2 separate regions of the Mus musculus genome follow, and region 1 is linked to region 2. The links are chromatin loops, found by intact Hi-C in ENCODE. Cell type or tissue: gastrocnemius. All regions are shown on one strand. Links, peaks and the distances in the headings refer to the core of each region. The heading gives the core; the rest is flanking DNA.

Region 1 (7,946 bases), core at 2,972-5,471, 220 kb before region 2:
GAAAGTACAGTACTGGTTGCCAGAGACTGGAGGAGGAAGGCACCAGGGAGAGACAGGAGCGACTGCTGGTGGGTACTGGCCTCTATGATGATGGAAGGGTTTAAGAATGTGAGTGTGGGGGCTGGTGAGATGGCTCAGTGGGTAAGAGCACCCAACTGCTCTTCCAAAGGTCCAGAGTTCAAATCCCAGCAACCACATGGTGGCTCACAACCATCCGCAACAAGATCTGACTCCCTCTTCTGGAGTGTCTGAAGACAGCTACAGTGTACTTACATATATTAATAAATAAATCTATAAAAAAAAAAGATGTCATAAGGCTCGGGCCCAGTGTCCTTGCTCTTTAAAAAAAAAAAAAAAAAGAATGTGAGTGTGACCTGTGACCGAGCTTTCTGTGGATATGGAGAAGACTTTGGAAATAGTCAGGGTTATTTTAAAACTGTATGAGCAGTGGAAGAATTTTGATGAGAGAAAAGTGATGGCAACTATTCTTAGTAAGATGCCAAACCAAAGCCACCTCCAAACAGAAGCTCCCTGAGAGATTCTCCACCAATGGCAGGACCTGAAGCTGCAAGACAATGCTGGACAAGATAAGGCAACCTCCTACTGTCACAGTTACTGGCATTTTCAGCTTTATTTTTATTTTAATATTCAGCATTTCCCAAGAAATCACCATATTTTTGATGTATAAAGGTTTGTTATCATTACCATATGATATTATTATGCCATTGGACAAAAGGTTTTTTTTTCCTTTTTTGAAAGACACTTTGGATTTTCCTAGAAAGTAGAAATGGAACTTTATATGTTGGATTTAATTTTGTAGGAATTTTTTGTTGTTGTTGTTTTTGTTTTTTCGAGACAGAGTTTCTCTGTATAGCCCTGGCTGTCCTAGAACTCACTTTGTAGACCAGGCTGGCCTCAAACTCAGAAATTCACCTGCCTCTGCCTCTGGAGTGCTGAGATTAAAGGTGTGCACCACCATGCCCGGCTAGGAAATTTATTCAGAAGAAGTTATAATCTCTACGTTGAGTGATATGTGTAATAATAGTAAAATCCTAAACACTAACTTAAATCTTTGAATGTATATGGACACTAGCTTCCAGACTGCTTGCTATGTATGAGGGCCTCAAGTTACAGAAGAATAAAAACATAAAACCAAAATAATAATAATAATAATAAAGAAAGAATGTGAGTGTGGTGGTATGGCACACAGATCAGCATATTCAAAACACTGACTTGTAAACATTAAAAAGATGGCCAGGCAGTGGTGGTGCATGCCTTTAATCCCAGCACTTGGGAGGCAGAGGCAAGTGGATTTCTGAGTTCGAGGCCAGCCTGGTCTACAAAGTGAGTTCCAGGACAGCCAGGGCTACATAGAGAAACCCTGTCTCGAAAATAAACAAAAAAACAAAACAAAACAAAAAAACCCCAAACATTAAAATGATGAATTTATGTTATATGAATTGTCTCCTAGTTAAGGAGAGAAAGAAAAGGCACTGCCTTATGTTTGTATATGCTGGGTGAGTCAGTGACTCATCTCTGGAGAAGAGAGCAAATCAGGGCTCTGGATCCACTCCCAGCCGTTCTGGATTTTCCTGCTAGCTCTGGTTCATGAGAAAAGTTTTCCTCTGAAGGTTGCAGTGTTGGCACCTGGTGTGAGAAAAGGGCGTGGCTGTGCTTTACCGGTGATGCTGTAAGGGCTGCCAGCATCCCCTGGATTTGATCCATCACTGACACTTTTATTAACCTTTGGAGAGGAAGTCAGAAGTGGAAATGGCCTCCCCCACTCCTGAAAATGACTTCAGACTAACAAAAAGCCTTTACTTGACTTCAGGCCAAATGCGTCATTTTAATCAACAGGCAAGTGAGTGTGTGAGCACGTGTGTGTGTGTGTGTGTGTGTGTGTGTGTGTGTGAGAGAGAGAGAGAGAGAGAGAGAGAGAGAGAGAGAGAAGCATCAAAAGACCCAGTTGAAATTGTCATTTACTTTGTTGGCAACACATGGACACATATTTACCTAAGAGGTGAAAGGAAACATGCTGGTTCATCTTTGCTCTAAAGCAACTAAGTGCATCCAACAGAATGGCTGGGTACAGTTTACAGTTCCAGGCCTAGAAGCATGGATGTAAGAACCGGGGTCAGATGCTCTCATGTGGACATATTCAGAGGACCTTGTTCTGTTGGTCAAAGAAAGGACATTTGTAGGGCTTGTCTATTTGGATGTTTCTGTTCTGAGGAAAGTTGGAAAGGAGAGATCTTTGGCATGGACCCTTTATGAGAAGCAGAGAAATAATGAGAAAATCCGGACAGGGTCCTTCAAGGTGGTTCAGGGAATAAAGGCACCTGCCTCCAAGACTGAGTTCCACCCTTAAACCCACACGGTGGAAGGAAAAATTGTCCTCTGGTGTCCACGTGAATCTGTGTGTGTGTGTGTGTGTGTGTGTGTGTGTATGTCTTTGTGTGTGTGTGTGTGTGTATCAGTGTATATTTGTTTATGTGTCCATATGAGTGTGTGTGTATTTGTGTGTTTGTATCTGAGTGCTTGTGTGTGAGCGTTTGTATGTAAAAATTTTATAAGTGTGTTGTCTTTGTGTGTGTGTATGTGAGTATGTTTGTATATGTGTCTGTGTGAATGCTTGTGTGTATGTATGTGTGCGAGTGTTTGTGTGTTTATGTGTTATCTGTGTGAGTGCTTGCATGTGTCTATGTGGGTGCTTGTGTGTGTTTATATGTGTGTGTCTGTATGAGTGCTTGTATGTGTGTGTTTGTGTTTATGTGTGTGTGTGTGAGTGTGTGAATGAGTGTGAGTGTGAGTGATGATTTGAGAGAGGTTCTCGTTATGTAACCCAGGATGACCTCAGACTCCCCTGTCTTCCCCTGCAGCAGTCTCCCAATTGCTGGGGGTAAGAGATGCTTAGGATCTACAAATACACATTTGGGATTCCAAGCAGAAAGGATGCTTGGGAGTGTGCCCACATCCTCTGGTTATTACAAAAACCCAGAGGTCTGGGGAGAAAAAGCAAACCACCCGCCTTGTCTGCAGGCACAATGTGGGTGTCCTCTTTCCCACAGCATGTAGACATTTTTCTTATGCCCCTTCTGTAGATGAAGAAACCAAGCCCAGCATGGGCAACTTGTTCCAAATCACACGCTTATTAAGTCACAGAGCCAGGGTTTAAAGCCTGGCCTGATGGATTTCAGATCTCAAGATTTCTGGATTTCTAGACATTTTCCTTTTTCAGTCAACTGTACTTTCCCCCAGGATTCCCTCGTGAAATGAAAATCCACATTACAACCTAGATAGCAGCAAAAAGAAAGGACCTACAGCATGGCTGGGAATGCCAGCAACAGAGATACCCAGAGCCCAGAGCCTAGGGGACCGGGAGGGCACAGGTTCCAGCAGCTGTTGGGCTTTTCAGGAACTGTTTGTGGGGAGATAACTCTGCACAGGTATGGAGACCAACATCCTAGGCAGGGCACATAGACAAGTTTCCCTCAGCCATCTTGGAGGGAGGGAAGGGGTTAAAGCTTTGCAGACAGAGAGCAGGAAGGAGGTTAGTGAGCTACAGTCTGCTGTTACAGCCAAGGAAACTGAGGTCCAACAGAACAAGTGAAATCAAGCCGACAAGCACAAGGTGGCATCCGGACTGCCAGGGCATTGTGCAAATGGGTTCTTTTTTCAATCAGCAAGCCAAGTATCTCAAAAGAGATAATCTAACTGGCCCATCCTCTTTGGAGCAAGGACCGCAGACCCAGCTCTGTTAAGTGCACCACAGGCTATAGTAACCGTGTAGATGAGAGGTGTTCTGGTAGCTTTTGTAGGATGCATGAATGATGTGTGTTTGTTCCCCAGGCTTGCCCTGGTATAAAGGTGCTGGGGATCAGAGAGCCTGGAGAGATGGAGAGATAGCTCCCGGGGTTGAGAGAACCTGTTGTTCTTGCAGAGAACTAGGACTCATTTCCCAGCACCTACACTGTAACTCAAACCGTCCTTAGCTCTGGTTCCAGGAATCCGATGCTGGCTTCTGACCTCTATGGACACTGCATACGCATGGTAAACATGCAAAAACCTCAAACACTTAAAAAACAAACAAACAAACTCTGGGGTTCGGGTTAAGATGAGTGCTTCCGGCCGGGTGGTGGTTCATGTCTTTAATCCCAGCACTCAGAGGCAGGGTATCTCTGAGTTTGAGGCCAGCCTGGTCTACAGAGTGACTTCCGGGACAGCCAGAGCTACATAGAGAAACCCTCTCTTGACTCTCTTGAGGTGGGGATGGGAATGAGGGCTGGGGAGCAGGAAGGTGTGAGGGGTGGAGGTGGGGAGTGAGCTGTCCCCGTCTGGTTATCGGTTTACCCTGATATGCTCTTAATCTTGGTCCGGATAACCTGCTTCCAGCCCGCCTCTCTTTCGGGAGCTAAATGATGCTCTCTTTAGATTGAGGGTTTTAAATTCTTGTTTCTGTAAGGATTTCCGAGCACGTATTTAGCTCCCCCGCTTCTTTCTTCATGTCCTCTAGGGGGCAGAAGTGAGCCGCTTGTCCATTCTTTGGGACTGATCCTTCAGACTTCTCCAAACTTTTATAAGAAAGCAAATGCCCAGGGGGCGACCAGAAAGGCAGATAGTGAGTATGCTTTCTCTTTAGATTGAAATATGATCTCGGGCCAGCAAGATGGCTCAGAGGGTAAAGGCTCCTGCTGCCAAGCCTGACTAACCTGGGCTTGTTGGCACGAGCGTGCCGCACTCCCCTCTCCACAAGATTAATAAATAAAGTATGTAAAAATTAAAACAGTATGATCTAGGGCCTATGATCTGGGGCCTGGTGTGATGTGGTGGCACAAGCCTTTAATTCCAGTCCTTAGGAGGTAAAGGTAGACAGATCTCTGTGAATTTGAGGCCAACTTGATGTACATAGTAGTTCTGGGCCAGCCAGAGCTACATAGTGACCAAGTGAGATCCTGTCTCAAAAAAATAAAAAAAAGGAGAGTTGAATGGTGGCAGTGCTTGCCTTTAATCACAAGGCTCAGGAGACAGAGGCAAATGTAGCTCTATGAGTTCCAGGTCTTCAGCAAAAGTCCCAGGACAGCCAAAGAAGGTTATACAGAGAAACCCCGTCTCAAAAACCCAAAATTACCAAAACATCACCACCACTATCATCATCATCAAGAGAAACATTCTTTGAGAGAAAATATTGGTAGGAACTGAGGCTCCAAATTCAGTCTCCAGTCTCAAACAAGTGTTGGGAGAAAGTTTTCTGCTTTTGTTGTCCCAGCAGGCTACATGAGACCCTGTCTCAAAGCAAAGAAGAAAGAAGAAGAAGAAGAAGAAGAAGAAGAAGAAGAAGAAGAAGAAGAAGAAGAAGAAGAAGAAGAAGAAGAAGAAGAAGAAGGTGGAGGAGGAGGAGGAGGAAGAGGAGGAAGAGAGGAGGAGGAGGAGAAAGAAAGAAAAAAGGAAAAAGAAAGAAAGGAAAGAAGAGAAAAGAAAAGGAAAAGAAAGGAAAGGGAAGAAAAGGGAAGAAAAAAACTTGAACATGACCTAAGGCAGTGGTTCTCAAACTGTAGGTTGGGCCCCCTTTGTAGGGTGTCAAAAGACCCTTTAAGCTGGATTCCTAGCATCCAATAAAACTGAGTGACCTTCTGCTTATCAGATATCTACATTATAATTTGTAACTAGCAAAATTACAGTTATGAAGTAGCAACAAAAATTATCTTATGGTTGGAGGTCACCACCATCTGAGGAACTGTGTTAAAGGGTTGCAGCATTAGGACACGGTTGAAAACCACTAGTCTAAGGTCTCTCTGTCAAGAAGTCAATAACCCTGAGAAAAAGTTCTCCCATTGAGGGAGCCAGGATCCCTAAGCTAAATTCTCTACACTTTGCCACTTCTCCCCCCACCCCACCCCCACCCCCACCTCTGCCCCACCCTTGGAGACCAAGTTGCCTCTCTGGTAGAAAGCCAGGGATACCCGTCCCTGGAGTGTAGCCTTCTGACAGGCTTACAGTAGATGGAGCAGGCCTTGAAGTCCCTGGATATTGGGGACACAGACACCACGATGACTGACGGTGAAGAATGAGGAGAGAAACGGATGAGAGGGTAGCCTTGAAGCTCAGCGGAAGTGGTAGTGTACATGAATTTCATTCCTTAAGGACTAAGCTTCTGGGGTGGATGGAGTCAGGGGTGAGGGGGCAGGTGTCAACACTGATCTGAAGGCAGAGTTTTTGTGTTCCCAGAGGCGAAGAGAAAAGCCTCCAGAAGAAAAGAAAATGTAGGGCTAGGCATATGTCTTAGCTGTGCTCACAAAGCCCTGAGCCGGATTCCCAGCATCCTATAAAACTGGATGTGATGTAAATGACTAAAATACCAGCACTCAGGAGTGGAAGCTAGGGGGATTACAAGTTCAAAGTCATCTTCTGCAATATAATGAATTGAAAGCCACCTGGGGCATATGAGGCCCTGTCTCAGGAAAGAGGAGGAGGAGGAGGAGGAGGAGGAGGAGGAGGAGGAGGAGGAGGAGGAGGAGGAGGAAGAGGAGGAGGAAAGGAGAAGGAAAGGAGGAGGAGGAGGAGGAGGAGGAGGAGGAAAGGAGAAGGAAAGGAGGAGGAGGAGGAGGAGGAGGAGGAGGAAAAGAGAAGGAAAGGAGGAGGAGGAAGAGGAGGAGGAGGAGGAGGAGGAAAGGAGGAGGAGGAGAAGGAAAGGAGGAGTAGGACCTGCAGGATTGAATGTTAACTCCACAGAGCTATACTCTGTGGGGCCTGTCATCTTACAAATAGGTCTAGGCAGGCCTTGCGGGAGGCTGCTACTGTCCCAGGACTTGTCCATATAAAGCAATTGGCAGAGAAGGCTGAGTGGATAAAGAGGAGGAAGTTGGGTAGTTAAGGAAGTGTGTTTAAAATCTTAGCATAAAGAGCCCCATAACCCATGATTTCATTTACATTCCATTCTGGAAAAAGCAAAGCGACCAAGTCAGAAGTCAGATCAGAGGCCTTTGGGTTGGGTGGCCACGGGGATTCAAACCACCCAAAAGGGGTGCCGCTTGGGGTGATGGAACTATTTCAGATGTTAATTGAGGTGATGGTTATCCAAGTGCGCACACTTGTCAAAACACATTCAAGCGTGCACTTTGAAAGGGCTTTGCTGTATGTAAATTATAGCTCATAAACTCGACTTAAAGTAAACCTGCAGAAGTTGCCAAACATCAAGGGCCAGAGCTAAGCTGGTTCTAAAGCGAGGAAGCTCTTCAGTCTCTAGAATGGATGCAAACCTCACACATGCACGTTTGTGTCAACCGTAAGTGGGATTGATGATGCAAGTACATTTGCTTAATCCATTACCATGAGTAAAATATATTTTACCATATTCACATGCGCATGCGCGCACGCACACACACACACACACACACACACACACACACACACACACACACAAACGTTTGGTTTTTTTTGGTTTTTTTTTTTGAGACAAGGTCATATGTAGTCCAGACCAGCCTCCACCTCACTGCACAGGTGACGGTGACCTTGAACTCCTAATCCTCCCGCCTTCACCTCCTAAGTGAGGGTGTGTCCCTACATACCTGGTCTTTATCCAGTTTAAACTTGGCAATTACAGAGAACCAGTATCTTGACTGTAAATCGGTTGAAGAGTCCTGCTTTGCTGGACGGATAATTAAGCCTCTGCCTCTGCAGGGACTATTACTTCCTCTCTGTCTTTCCTCTCTGGTCGCCCTTCCTGGGTTTATCTGGGCAGTGGAGGAGGTGGCAGGTTTGGGTGCTGGCCCCTGTGCTCTCCTCAAGACCTGAGTGCCATCTGTGAAATGACCTTACACCTTACGAGGTGCCGGGTGGCTGGCATGGCTCCTCCGTCCTGTGTTAGTTCTGTGAACCGAACCTGGTTGAGCTCCTGCTCACTTTCCATCCATTCCCCTCCCGCTTGAGCGATTCACAGGTCCCAGCTC
Region 2 (7,946 bases), core at 3,348-5,847:
AATGTGCCGTGCAGCTTATTGAATAGAATCTTATAGTCAGTATCAGAGTAGGCTTGAAAGACCCATAGATGGAGACTCAGAACACTCTGCCTGCCCTTAAGCTCTCAATTTCTCAGCCACAAAATAATGACACTGAACCACCACCTAGACTCAGCGGACTCTCAGCTTGATTGAGCTTCCAATATTGTACATATATACTAAGAATTTATAAATTGGGGTGGTGGTGGGTCACACCTTTAATCCTAGCATTCAGGAGGTAGAGGCAGTCAGATCTCCATTAGTTTGAGGCCAGCCTAGTCTACACAGTGAGTTCCAGGACAGCCAGGGCTACACAGAGAAATCCTGTCTCAAAAAAAACAAAAGAATTTATGAAATGTTTATCATAAAGATGTTAATAATAGTGGAAAAGTATATGCAATGTCAATATTCTTCAAAAATAGAAAGTTTTAAAAATTGAGATTAAAATTTGTTAAAATGGGGGCTGGAGAGATGGTTCAGTGGTTAAGAGCACTGGCTGTTCTTCCAGAGGACTCTGATTCCATTCCCAGCAACCACATGGCAGCTCACACTGTCTGTAACTCCAGCTCTAGGGGAATCCTCACATAGGCACACAAGCAGGTAAAATACCAGTATACATGAAATAAAAAGAAATTCATTATTGTTTAATTGGTTAAAGTGATGTTAAACACAGTATGTGGAAGCCTGTAATCGTGGAGTGGATACTTGCACTGGTCCTAGCATTCTAACCAATGGAGAGTTGAATTACAGCAGAACGTCTTTGTCTGGTTGCAGGAAGTCTTGTAAGAAATTAATCAGTTAAACCAAGCAGGTGTCTAGCTGACTGACTCTCCTGTAGCCAGAAAGTTGTTTTCTATCCCTGTACTAATGGCTAACAGCATGGGCTGAGAGTCTCAGAACCTTCTCTAGTCCTTGCGGCTGTCTGATTTGTGGATCAATTTTGTTGTGTTTTGCAACGATGAACTCTACTAAATTTAATTGGTCTATAGAAGTTCCCTTTTAAAACCAGTTATGGTATATATATATATATATATATATATATATATATATATATATATACACACACACACACACATATATATATATATATATACATACATATATATATATATATGTACACACACACAAAGAAATGTTCATTTAAGCAAGGATGTGGGTTTATAATTAATAGAAAAGGGAAATGTCATGATACGTTATGAACTTTTTAAAAAGGGCTCCAAGTAGGAGCTGGAGAGATGCCCTATGGGTTAAAAGCACTCGCTGCTCAGTCATGAGGATCAGTGTCTGGATTCAGCACCCATGTGCCACAACTCACATGCCTGTAACTCCAGCTCTAAGGGATTCCACACCCTCTTCTGGCTTCCATGCACATGTGTGCACACACTTTCACACACACACACACAGATACACACACACACACACACACACACACACACATATGCAAATAATATCTTTTTTTTTCTCAAGACAAAGTTTCTCTGTGTCGTAACACTCACTCTGTAAACCAGGCTGGCCTGGCTCTGCTTGAAACAAAGTCAGGTAGATCTCTGTGAGTTTGAGGCCAGCCTTGCCTAAAGAACAAGTTCTAGGAAAGACAGGACTGTAGTCCTGTGTACAGAGAAACCTTGTCTTGAAAAAAATAAAATGAATAAAAATTTGAAAACAGAAATTAAACAGTTAATATCAATAAGAATGCTGCTAAAAATCAATTTATTCCTGTATGATAGGTTTAGAGTAATTCTTATTTCCTTCTTCTTTTCCTATAGTGTTTGTTTTATAGGCATAGACTATTTTGTAAAAATCAACAGATATTTCCAATTTGGGGAAAATATAGTAAAAACTAAGCAAAATATGTTAGATGTTTTCTTGGAAACAAGTTTTGCCAGAAAGCTAGGCAAGAACAAAGTATTGGTGAACTTGCAAAAGAAATGTCTGAGTATTTTCCTCAATAACTCAGATAGTTTTTTGTTTTGTTTTGTTTTAAAGATTTATTTATTTATTATATGTAAGTACATTGTAGCTGTCTTCAGACACTCCAGAAGAGGGAGTCAAACCTCGTTACTGATGGTTGTGAGCCACCATGTGGTTGCTGGGATTTGAACTCTGGATCTTCAGAAGAGCAGTCGGGTGCTCTTACCCACTGAGCCATCTCACCAGCCCTTGTTTTGTTTTTTAAACAAAGGTAAAAACCTCTTTTCTGTTACACAAAGCTGCAGAGCCTATCTATTTTTCCAACTGGGGATATCACCAATCATGTGGGAGATGGGAGTGGCTTGACCCATGTCTGCTCCTCACCTCTTGTCTTCCTCTTGCACTATGAGCTGTCAAGCTATGAGACTGGCCCAAAAGCCAGTCTGAGGCTATAGAAAGACACAGTCCTAACTCCGTAAAGACAGGATGATCTTTATAACTTTGTTTTCTTCACTACCATGCTTTAATTGTTTACGTTTCCAAAAGTTACTTGGCAATTTTTCTTAGTTTATTTGTTGGTTTTGTTTTCTGAGACACTCTTAATTAGTCCAGGCTAGCCTCAAACTCACCATGTAGTAAAGGCTGATCTTGAACTCCTGTGCTGGCTAATTTTATGTCAACTTGACACAGCTAGAGTCACTGGAAAGGGAAGAACCTCAACCGACAAAATGCCTTCATAAAATTAGGCTGTAGACAAGCCTTTAAGGCATTTTCTTAATTAGTGATTGATGGGTGAGGACCCAACCCATTGTGGGTGCCACCCCAAGCTGGTGGTCCTGGGTTCTGTAGGAAAGCAGGCTGAGCAAGCCACAGGGAGTAAGCCAGTAAATAGCACTGCTCCGTAGCCTCCGCATCAGCTCCTGCCTGCAGGTTCCTGCCCTGCTTGAATTCCTGTCCTGACTTACTTTTGATGATGCTGTGGAAGTGTAAGCCAAATAAACCCTTTCCTCCCCAAGTTGCTTTGGTCATAGTATTTAATTACAGCAATAGAAACCCTAAGGAAGACAATTCCTAATCCTTCTGCTTCCAATTCCCAAGTGCTAGAATTATAGACATGTGTTCACCACCACTTCCGCTCCAATCAATCTTGATAATTACACTTATCACTCAAGTAAGAATGAACGTGCAGAACTAATTATTGGAGGCTAGGTAGATTAAGCCAATCTGAAATTCACATACGAAACGTCAACAAAGGAATAACAAGCTTTCTACATACAAAATAGTGAAAGAATTTTTACCCAAAGTAAAATAAATTGGTGAATAACCACTCCCCACACGCGCACACACAAATTGTGTCAGGGACTTAGTTAAATATAGCCACTCCTGTAGCTGTCATTCAAAGAGTGTGACACGTGCTTGTAATACCCTGTAGAAAAATCTCTGAGGGATGAAAGGTCTGTGGCTAAGCTTCTGATGGGCTGTGAGGGACACTTTGTGTCTGACTTCAATTGTTTGTTCTACAGTGTTTGCTGTTCACCAGTGCACCAGGCCTTCTGTATGTTCATTTTGGGGATCATCAGCTCCACAGAGTAACTACACAAGAGTTAGAGAAGAATCTTTGCCTCCAAGGAGAATTGCCAAGAGCCAGACTCAGCAACTCAGGAAGCCAGCTGGCCCTGTGTACTAAGTACTACTCACAGCAGGACACAGAGAGTCCATGTAAGTCAAAGGCAGTAGAAACAGTATCTTTACTGATTTACTGTCTGTGTGCCTCATCCTGCTCTCTGAAGGATGTTTAAAAAAAATCTTACTTTTTACTTACGAGAGAAATCCTGAACCAGCTTTCTCAACTGCCGTGTGCAATGTCTAACACTTAAAAATCTGTCCCAACGTGGGGCAGTGATGGCACACGCCTTTAATCCCAGCACTTGGGAGGCAGAGGCAGGCAGAGGAGTTTGAGGTCAGCCTGATCTACAGAGTGAGTTTCAGGACAGCCAGGGCTACAATGAGAAACTTTGTCTCAAAAACAAAAAAACAAAAAAACAAAAAACAAACAAACAAACAAACAAACAAACGTCTCAAGTTTCCTCTCTGTGGCTCATAGTGTATGCCATGATGGTGAATGATGATAAATGGGCACACACAGAAATAATACTGGGGAGTCTAATAGTCAACTATTACTATGTAAGGTTGCTTTCATTTGTTTACTCCAGTTTACTTTGCAAAGCCTTGTTACAGTATCCCCTTTGCCTCAGGCAATCCTGCTTTGCCCCTGCTATTCCTGCCTAATCATTAACTGTTGCCCTTCGTTCTCAGAACTGTGATACAATATATAACATATATTGATGAGCATCAGCTGCCACCAAGAGGCCCCAGTAAATTCTTGTATATAGAAAGTAACTTGGCTCTAGTCATAAAAGAAAGATTTGTTACAAAAAGACAACCACACAACATAATAAATATTACAATTACTTTATTATTAGTTGCTGTGTCCTATCAAGGACAATTTATCTCTACATAAATTTAAGTCAATTCTGCCCTCTACTGTCTCCTGACAGTATTATGATGCTGTTCACAGAGGCTGATGATCCATTCTGCCCATGTTTAGAGTGGTGGTCTCCAACCTACTACAGTTATATTAGCTTCATAAAGTCTCCCACTGCCTGTGTTGAACCCCACACCTGTAACATTAGGATCTATGGTGGGAAGACCCAAATATCAAGTGTTTGGAAGCCCTCTACCTGGCTTCAATGTACAATCAAGGCTTAAAAATGCTTAAACCACTACTTAAAAGTGTCAGGACAGATATCAGGCAGTGGACACTTTTAGTCCCAGTACTTAGGACTCAGAGACAGGTAGATCTCTGAGTTTGAGGACAGCCTGGTCTACAGAGTGAGTTCCAAGAGAGCCAGGGCTACATAAAGAAGCCCTGCCTAGAAAACCAAATAGTCAAGTCAAATAGTCTGTGTGGTTCACTTAGCCTTTTCATTCCATAGTCTAGATTATGTACTACACGGCTGATCATGTCTAGTTACATTTGGAAGATTTGAGAAAAAGAACATCAGGACAAATCAAATCACTACTGGGAAATTGGCATTACTGTTTCCCCTAAGGGGTGATATTTTCCCTGGTATAAAAGTCTTTTTTTTTTTTTTTAATGTACAGTGATGATATGTGGAACTTTCTAGAAGATGAGTCTATCTAGGCATCAGCCTCGTGTCAGCGCCCCAATTCTTAACTGATGAAATTACCTGCTGAGGAGGCTCCATGGTAGCCAAGAAAGCTGAACCAGAAAGACGGGGCAAATGAGGTAGCACCCATTGCATTAAATTACTGCTTCCTTTGTCTTGAACATTCAGAGTCTTGTTAATGGAGTTCATCATATGGAAAAAGCACTGATGTAAAAGCTCAGGGAATCTGCTGGAGTGGAATTTGCACTAATTAGAACATTAACTAAATTAAGGCACCAGGGAGGACTGAACTCCAAAGGGAATAAGAGAGAAAAAGATACAGAAAAATCATTAATAATCAGCAAGGGAGAGGAAGAGAGCGATACTGCAGAAAGCTAACCAAAAAGGAGATTTCTGATGATTAGTTAGACAGTCACCTCTCACTCTCTTTTCCTAATGTTCACTTCCAAAGCTGACATGTCCAGGGTCTGAGATTCGTCCCACTGGAAGCCATGTTATTCTTCCTAAATTCAAAATGTGGGAACCACCAGAGTGTTGATGAGAGGAGGAAGGGCTCGTTTCAGAATTTGGACACTGAGCTCCTGTGCAATCAGCAGAGGCTCTCAATGCTAAAGGGAGGAAAGGAGGAAGGGATGTAGTGGGGAGAGGGTTAGGCCTTTATTCACCCTTGTTTGCAGTTGTGTGATGTCATTCTGTCCAGCAAACAGCAAGACTTGGCACAAGTGTGACAGGGGTAGAGACTTGGAAACCACGTTAGAAACTAGCTTGAAAGATTCCATCTGCGGCTGATCTTGTTGTGGAACAATTACCGAGGCTTTCAAAGGTTTCTTTCCAAGTAGTCAGCCTGCACAGAGTGGAAACACCTCCATAGATGTATTTATGGGCTCAGAAGAACTGCCAGGCCTGGTGGCTCATGCTATAATTACATGACTTGGAAGGAACAGGGTTGCCATGAGATCAAGGCCAGTTTGAGCTGAGACCTTGTCTTAAAAACTGAAAAATGAATGACTTTTTTTTCTGGGTGATGGCCACCATGAGTCCCTGATGGAAGCTAGAAGCACTTACAGAGAACTCTCTACCTGGGGAAGGAAGGAAGGAATGGATGTTTATACTTAAATATGTAGTTTTACGTATAGTCGCATAACTATGTTTGCTACTCAAAAACACTTGATTGATAAAATAGCCATACATCAACTTATTTACATTGCTGTAAACATATATTAATATAACCATAAGCACCCCAAAATCTGTGAATGAACTAAAGTTAAATTGTAAGAGCCTGCCCCTTTAACACTTGTAGTGAACAAATAATATTTTGTTTGTTTCTTTGGTTGGTTGGTTGGTTTGTTGGTTTCATCTTGCTATGCAGTCTAGGCTGGTTTTGAACTCAAAATCCCCCGCTGCTACTTGCCAGGTACAGGATTACAGCAATGTGCCACTATGACGGGCTTTAGCACAAAGCATTCCTGTAGCCTTAAAATGGAAACTGACACTAAAATGAAAACAAAAGTAGTCTGGGCATGGTAGTGGTGAACCTTTAATCCTAGCAAACAGGAGGGAGAGGCAGGTGGATCGCTGTGTGCTTGGGGTAGCCTGGTCCACATAATGAGTTCTAGGCCAGCCAGGACTACAAAATGAGACTGTGTCTCAAAAACAAAACAAAACCAAATAAATAAAATAGAAAGAAAAAGTATTTGGGACTAGAGAGATGGTTCCTCAGTTATGAGCAAGGGCCTTGGATGCTCTTGCAGCGGGACACCTACAGGTTTAGTTCTCAACACCCACTTTTTGGCTAACAGCTAAATTCCTATAATTCCAGTTCCAGAGGATCTGATGTCTCCCTCAGGTACCACACCCATGAGGCATACTCACATGCATGCAGGCAAAACACGTATACACATAAAATAAAAATAAATCTTAAATAAATAAAAGCACTGGGTCTGGGGAGATGGGCCAGTAGCGGTTAAAGCATTTACTACACAATTGTGAGGGTGGGAATTTAGATACAGAACCCACATAGGTGGTAGTTGTGGTGGTTTGCCTGTGCTTCTCAGCTTCCAAAGGGAGAGGTTGCCCCACAGATCCCCCTAGAGCAAGCTACTATCGAGACTAGCCATACCTGTGAGCTCTGGATTTGATTGAGAGAACCTGCCTCAATGAACAAGGTAGACTCTAGATCAAGAAGGATTCTGAGCCGGGCGGTGGTGGTGCACGCCTTTAATCCCAGCACTTGGGAGACAGAGGCAGGCAGATTTCTGAGTTCGAGGCCAGCCTGGTCTACAAAGTGAGTTCCAGGACAGCCAGGGCTACACAGAGAAACCCTGTCTTGAAAAACAAAACAAAACAAAACAAACAAACAAAAAGAATGATTCTGGACAGTAGCCTCAGGCCTCCGCACGCATGTGTACCCACACACATATGCCCTCAAACATGACAACATGCATACATGTGCACATGCACACTATGCACACAAATGTAAAAAAATTAGTGCATCTTAATAGAAAAGGGTTAGAGGTGTGAGCAAAAGTGGATACAGGGGGGCTGGTGAGATGGCTCAACAGGTAAGAGCACCCGACTGCTCTTCTGAAGGTCCTGAGTTCAAATCCCGGCAACCACATGGTGGCTCACAACCATCCGTAACGAGATCTGACTCCCTCTTCTGGTGTGTCTGAAGACAGCTACAGTGTACTTACATATAGTAAAAAAATAAATAAATCAAAAAAAAAAGTGGATACAGGTAATTCAAAGAACTTATTGACTAGTCCTGTCTCCATGCATAGCATTGTACCTTAGCAGGAATTAGATATTAGTACTGTTTGGTTCTGA

Evidence for each region. Hi-C counts contacts between places; a loop is a spot of excess contacts. Peaks named below come from ENCODE experiments on the same cell type or tissue, not always from the same donor. Only the 100,000 strongest peaks of a DNase experiment are listed, where the experiment ranks them.
Region 1: a loop joins it to region 2, with 2.7 times the contacts of the local background. A loop is called at or near these places in 16 of 42 quality-filtered maps.

Annotation. Positions count from the first base shown.
Region 1 is chr12:76,491,976-76,499,921 of GRCm38, forward strand. No RefSeq gene overlaps it. Among named protein-coding and RNA genes, the nearest start is that of Gm40445, 28 kb to the right of the region's middle. In gastrocnemius, for the core only: a CTCF peak has its summit at 4,509 (motif pointing right); DNase peaks (open chromatin) are centred at 2,993 and 4,537; H3K27ac peaks cover 353 bases.
Region 2 is chr12:76,716,312-76,724,257 of GRCm38, forward strand. No RefSeq gene overlaps it. Among named protein-coding and RNA genes, the nearest start is that of Sptb, 9.7 kb to the left of the region's middle. In gastrocnemius, for the core only: a CTCF peak has its summit at 4,476 (motif pointing left); no DNase peak of the experiment used is centred there; H3K27ac peaks cover 995 bases.